2 separate regions of the Homo sapiens genome follow, and region 1 is linked to region 2. A link is a contact called in ENCODE POLR2A ChIA-PET data. All regions are on one chromosome and are shown on one strand. Each heading gives the region's core, a stretch centred on a gene start or an enhancer-like site at or near the end of the contact. The rest is flanking DNA. Distances are from core to core; before and after follow the strand shown.

The links. ChIA-PET counts read pairs that join two places held with the same protein, here RNA polymerase II (POLR2A).
Region 1: POLR2A ChIA-PET joins it to region 2 with 11 read pairs in B cell. The contact joins the enhancer-like site here to the promoter of GFOD2 in region 2. POLR2A ChIA-PET finds 5 or more read pairs at or near these places in 2 of 52 experiments (B cell and HEK293).

What each region holds. Positions count from the first base shown.
Region 1 is chr16:68,283,681-68,286,843 of GRCh38, forward strand. All of the region lies in intron 3 of SLC7A6 (solute carrier family 7 member 6), which reads left to right. It also overlaps the pseudogene RNU6-1262P. Among named protein-coding and RNA genes, the nearest start is that of SLC7A6, 21 kb to the left of the region's middle. RefSeq lists an enhancer at 542-681 and a silencer at 2,686-2,980. Within about 2 kb of position 1,358, at least 15 of the 41 ENCODE cell types and tissues checked have a DNase peak (open chromatin) inside an H3K27ac peak, as active enhancers do; they include B cell, where a contact is called at or near this core.
Region 2 is chr16:67,717,583-67,720,832 of GRCh38, forward strand. It overlaps GFOD2 (Gfo/Idh/MocA-like oxidoreductase domain containing 2), which reads right to left and starts at 1,734. Exons shown (of 3, transcript NM_030819.4): 1 at 1,581-1,734. RefSeq lists an enhancer at 1,052-1,131 and silencers at 1,492-1,541, 1,602-1,651.

The sequences.
Region 1 (3,163 bases), core at 108-2,607, 570 kb after region 2:
TGAGTACTCCTTTCTCAGCAATAAGCTCCCAGAGAGCCTTGAAGACCCTCACGTGGGTCCCACGCTCCTTGGTGCAGGCTTGTCCAGCAAGGAAATGAGATCAGGAGAAGAGGGAAGGCTTGGATGTTTTAATTGTGGTAGCTGAATCTTAGCATCTGGCTTTAAGGCCCAGTTGTTGACTTTGTTTGAACTCTGATAGTTTATGGTAAGCTAGGGGGGCTGGGAGTTCTGGGAAGCAATAGAGGAGTAAGGATCAGATGGTGAAATTTTGTTTCTTAATTAGAATCAGGAGAACAGTCAAGGGACTTGGCTTCTGCTTGACAGACTGTTCTAGGAGCTCTCTGTTCTCTGGCAGGGCTGATAGTAGGGTGAGGCAAACGAGGTGCCTGGGGTCAGCGTTGAAGGGCGTACTCACTCTCAGGTTCCGGCATGTGGTCCCCTGAGAGTGAGTGCCTCCTTAAATTTTGTGCCCTAGGTGCCTCCTAGCTTCACACTACCCTGGCTCTGCCTTCTGGTGCTACATTGTTGCTAATGAACCATTTTTATTTTTAAACAAATTCTTTTAAAAATTTTCAGGGGCCATGCTAATCTTCTTTGCGTCGTTCCAATTTTAGTATATGTGCTGCTGAAGTGAGCACGAACTATTTTTATTTTTATCTAGAAAGAGGCGTATGTTCACGGTAAACCATGGTAAACCACAGAGTGGAAAAAGTCTCCTTCCCTCTCCACAGCTTTAGTCTTTCTCCCCAGAGGAGCCACTCTGACCAGGTGCTTTTGTATCCTTCCAGCTGGTCTATTGGAATGGACTCTGCAGGCATTTCCACAAGCAGCCTTCTTTATTCATTAGTTTAGCACATAGTTGAATTTCCACTGTGTGTAATATTTACCTGTGCACAGAGAGGACCAAACCTGTAGGACATTTATGGCAGGATAGAAGGAAGGAGAAGGATCAGAAGTGAGACCCAGTGCCAGTTAGTGGGTCTGAGGAGTGTATCAGCTTCTCTTCCCCTTGGAGCTGCAAACCAGAAGCACAGTTAGCACTGCCAGGATATTGTCAGACAGTCTCTTTCTCCATGTTTATTTCCACCTTTTTGTGTTTCTCTCCTTTTATCCTCTTCTGTCTCTGCCTCCTTGTCTCTTATCTCTCACCCCTCTGTCTCTTCTGTGTATTTTCTCGTCTTTTTTTTTTTTTTTTTTAGAGACAAGTTCTCACTCTGTTGCCCTGGCTGGAGTGCAGTGACTATTCACAGATGCTATTACAGTGCACTATAGGCCCGGACTCCTGGGTTCGGCAGTTCTCCCACCTCAGCCTCCCACACAGTTGGGACTCCAGGTGTGCACCGCTGCCCCGGCCCCCTGTCTGTCTTTTTGTCTAAGCTGCATGCCCTCCCACTTCTGCTTCTTTTTGTGTTCTGCTTCCTTCCTCTATTTACTTATGGTTTCTGTCCCTTTGTTACTAAGGGCTTGTATGTGACTTTCACTTGCTGTAGCTCCTGACCCTTCTGCCCATTACTGTTAGATTCAGTTTCTTGGTATTCCAACTCTGTGTTTCTGGGAGAGGCAATGTAACAGGCTCAACTTGGGTCCAGTGTCTGGCTCCATCAGTCATGATAGGGAAGGGGGAGCAATTCCCAAGAAGGAGCTGGGCAGGTACTTCAAAACATGGCTACTGTACTGTGTAGGGGCCTATGGATTACTGGTACCTATTAACTAGGTAATCCTTATGTTAGCTGATTGAGGCTTAACCCCATACAGGTAGCTTTGATCATCAGGGTAGGTCCCTGGGAAGACCTGCCAGCAGCATGCATTTCTTTGGGCTGCTTCTCCCCTCCCATTTGACCACTGTCCCCCTACTCCCACATCATGATTGACTAGTAAGCACCTGTGTTACTGGCCAGTGTACTGAGTGAAAGCTCTTTGAAGCCATTGAGCCTGGCACCTGCCACCTGTGTTCATTTTCACAGGCTGGCCATAGGCACTTCTCTCCATTTGAATGGAAGAATATCCAACTTTCTGACAATTTGCCTTGCTCCAGGGAATTGGAAGTTAGAGTGAAAATCTTACCACCTTGGTTCCAACCAGGGTTTATCAGTGCCCCTCTTTGCTTGGTGATGAGCTTAAGAAAACAACGTGGCCAGGCATAGTGGCTCATGCCTGTAATCCTAATATGGGAGGCTGAGGCAGGAGGATTGCTTGAGCCCAGGAGTTCCAGACCAGCCTGGACAATACAGCAAGACCCCTGTCTCTACAAAATAATTTTTTTTTAATTAGCTGGGTGTGGTGGTGTGCACCTGTGGTCCCAGCTAATAGGAGGTTGAGGTGGGAAGATCACTTGAGCCCTGGACATCGAGGCTGCAGTGAGCTGTGATCGCACCCACTCCAGCCTGGGTGACAGAGCAAGACCCTGTCTCAAAAAAAAAAAAAAAAAAAAAAAGAAGGAAAGAAGGAAAATAAAATGATATACTGCTGTTACCTTCTGAGAATTTGTGATCTTGGGAGAAGCATGACCCAATCACCTGAGGGAGAGACTTGAGACAGGTGTCTACATGATGATAGCATAGACACTAACCTGTGCTAAGAAGCAGGAATGCCATGTGGTTCAGGAGAGAAAGAGCTCAGAGAGGGGTGGGGTGGTGTATTCAGAGAAGGTTTTACAGAGGAAGAGGAAGTGGGGGCTGAACTAGACCTTGACTGGGAGTTGCTGTTGGCTATGGCAGGAAGAGGAGGGGAGGACATTTCTTTTTATGTGTGTGTACGGTACGAGTAAGAGAGAGAGTCTGGCTGAAGGAGAGAGTGCAAAGTGGGTAGGAGTAAGTGGAGTTGGCCTAGAGGATGGGCCCAAAAGATTTTGTAGTAAGATTTGAGGTGCACATAAAAGTTCTGTTTTTGTATGCTAGAGGCAGTACTCACAGATGTCACTGCGTTCCTTCCTGCTGGATATTGCTCTTATGTCGTCCCCATGGATCAGTCATTGTTTAGCAGGAGCAAAGTGCCGGGGCTCTCAGCACAGGGCCCAGATGTCACTGAAGTGTGTGAGGAGCTAGAACTTAAAGCCACGTGAGCCTAGGGAGTACTCGAGTGGGTGCGCTTCTCCATGGACTTCATTGAGAATTGGGAGGTATGGGTAGGAATGAGGGTGGAAGCGATCAGTGGGCTTGGGAAT
Region 2 (3,250 bases), core at 484-2,983:
GAGTTCAAGACCAGCCTGGCCAACATGGTGAAACCCCTTCTCTACTAAACATACAAAAATTAGCTGGGCGTGGTGGTACATGCCTGTAGTCCCAGCTACTCAGGAGGTTGAGGCCAGAGAATCGCTTGAACCTGGGAGGCGGAGATTGCAGTGAGCCGAGATCGCACCACTGCACTCCAGTCTGGGTGACAGAGTGAGACTCCGTCTCGATAGATAGATAGATAGATAGATAGAGAATTAGACCCAGACCAATGATTATTCCATGGCAAAGTGGGAAAACCAGGTGGTAAGAGATAACCTCTCACAACAGAATCTTTATCTGTGAAATAAGGATTCGACCAACAGAACCGTCTGTTGAAAATTTCCTCTCTTGGTCCAGGCAGGTTCTCTAAACTCCCAATCCCAAAGCAGTTAATTTTTTCACGTTTCCTGTAAAATGGATGGCCTTAAAACTCTTTTGTTCTCTAGTGTAGCTTTCCAGAAGGAAATAAGTTTCCTTATCAAGAATGAATCTAGCTTCCCCGACTCAAAAACAACCATCTTCTCTATATTGCTCCATATCACAATAAATTTAAGTGCCTTCCTTTTCTAAATTAAATGCTGTTCCCTTCAACTTAAGGGCCACACACTAAGGGCTATTCCTTTAGAGGCTTTTGGGCCCCACAGATCACAAAGGTGGTGCCCTGCCCTAGTTCTTTCTGGACATTTAAAAGGACATCCACTTTCTTGCCCTCAGGATAACATTATGGGAACAATGAACATAAATAAGACAGTTAAATAAGCTTCCCTGATGCCTATCCAATACAGCTTTCAACTCTTCTATCCTGCCTTGTTCTTTAGATCGTGCTGTAGTCTGGAGGGTAAACTCTTCACACAACCATTCCCAAGCCCTCATGTCCCTGTCCACTCTTCCTCCCTCACCTTTTAAGTGTGATAGGGCCTTGATGGGAAGACCTCACTTCACCTTTTGTCTCAAGTCCATCTGCTTCCTTCCAGAGCTACAAATACAAAGGTAGGCCAGGGCCATTGAGACGTGGCCATAGGGCACATGGGAGCTGGCAGAGCCACTCGCACCTTCTGGGGTGTCCCTTCTTCCACCTGTCAACTGAACACCCGTTTCTTAAAGATTTATCCCCAAAAGTCCCATCTCATTCTGAAAGGGGACGAACCAGCTACCCCACGAGCCCTTTGTCTGAGCTTCTACACCTCACACATCCTCATCCACAAAGCGTCCATCCTCACACAGTCAGGTGGTCCGCTCGGCACAGGGCGGGGGAGACTAGGTTTTTGCATCTGGTAAAAGGATGGGTTATGTCTCAGGTTCTTCCAGGATCCCAAATCCTATAATTCTACCACCAAGCCTGCGGGTCCTATTTCTGCGGTGGAAAGGGCGAATCCCAAGGCGACCCTCCACTCCACGCGCCTGCAGGCAGTTGGAACAAGCCCCCTCCAACCCCGGCTCTGCGGGTCCACGCCTCCAACCTCCGGCGCCGGGCCGCGGAGAAGGCCCTGTCGGCGCCCGCTCCCGGCCGCGCCATGCCCTCTTTCGCCCTCACCCGCCACCGGTGGCCGCCTCTCACCTGGCACGCTGGCATCGCCCACTCCGCGCTGCACTGGAAACCATGGGTCCGACGGGGTCTCGGGGGCCACCCATCCGCCTTAAGGAAGGCTGGCGGGGATGCGCGGGCCCGGGAGTCCAGGGCGCCGCCACCGGGAACGCGCCGCCTGGTTTCTAAGGAACTGGGGGCTCTGGAAAGGGAGGGGCGGGACGGCAGGAGGACTGCGCATGCTCCATAACGGGGATGGGCCTGCGCTGGGAGGGGCCGTAGCCGGGAGCTGCGCATGCTCGCTTTTTGGGGGCGGAGCTTAAGCAGCCTGGCTAGGAGGCTCAGGTTATTCATTTCCGGCGGCGGAGGCGGCAGTTTCCTAAGCTTGGCTTCTCTCCGGTCCGCTGACCGGCGTCAGGGACCAGGTTTTGGTAGCTGTGGGTAGCCTCAGTTGTCCTGGAATGAAAGACGGTTTCGTGTTGGACAAGGACATATCTGCAGAAGGCCAGTTCTCTCGAACTCGTCGGACTTCCTGGCTCCCTGACCCCCAGTGACTCGTTTTTCCGTTTTCTCAGGTGCCTGTCTGGGCTCCTCTTCCTCTGGATGTTTTTTGATTGTTCCTTAAATATCAGTGCTCTTCAAGACTGTAACCTCAGTCCCCTTGGCCTCTTTACTGAAGCCTATGCCCCACCAAATAGCAAACTATCCGCTAGAGTAAGGAAGCCGTTAGACCTTAGAATAAAACTGCCTGTGTAGGAAATGTGATTGGGGTTTGTATCTGCATGGGGAGCCCCCGTCCCTGCTTGTCTGACCCTCCTGCTGAGTATCAAGATCCCCACTCAGCTGGCATTAGGATGATCTCCCAGCCATCATTCCAGAGCAGCCTGTGGTGACAGAATATGTCAGCTGACCTAAGCGTGAGGCAGTTCCTACTGAGATATGCTAACTAGCAGCAGAGCTATCCCTGCTTTGAGCGGAGACAGGACTCCTACCACCTCTGTGAGGAGCATGGAAGGCTTCCAAAGTGATGAGAAGTTGTAACCCCTAAACCCCCCCTCTTCTGATGGGATTTTATCCTTTCTCTCCTGGATCCTCTAGAGCCAGGCAGAAGGAAGGCAGAGTCAAAATGTGCCTGTTTGATCTGTTTCTTAGTCATTGTTCGGAGTTCCACTCTTCTTGAGTAGGATTTCTCAACAGTGGCACTATTGACATTTTGGACCTGATAATTCTTTGTTGGGCAGGGGTGGGGGGAGCTGTCTGCATTGTAGGATGTTTGGCAGCATCCCTGGCTCTACCCAGTAGATGCCAGTAGCACCCCAAGCCCAGTTGTGACTACCAAAAATATCTCCAGACATTGCCAAGTGTCTCCCTGGGAGCAAAATCATTCCCAGTTGAGAACCACTAGTCTAGGGGGAAATGAGCCTACTCTGGCTTTACTTATATAGAACCAGGACTTTATGCTTAATCTAAAACCCATATTTTCCCCTTTATGCTACCTCTTCCCTAAGAGCATTCTATAGAGTAATAGTCCTGTAAGATTCTGCTGAGTGACACAGTCTGTAGTAACTTAAGTTTGGAAAGTGCAGGGTTAAGCAACACATTTTAACACAGGATTGAGCTTTTAATTAGCTGGTGGCGATCACTGTGAACATCCATAAGACAGTTTTCCTAATTTACTGGACCACCTCCCAATTCCAGTGACT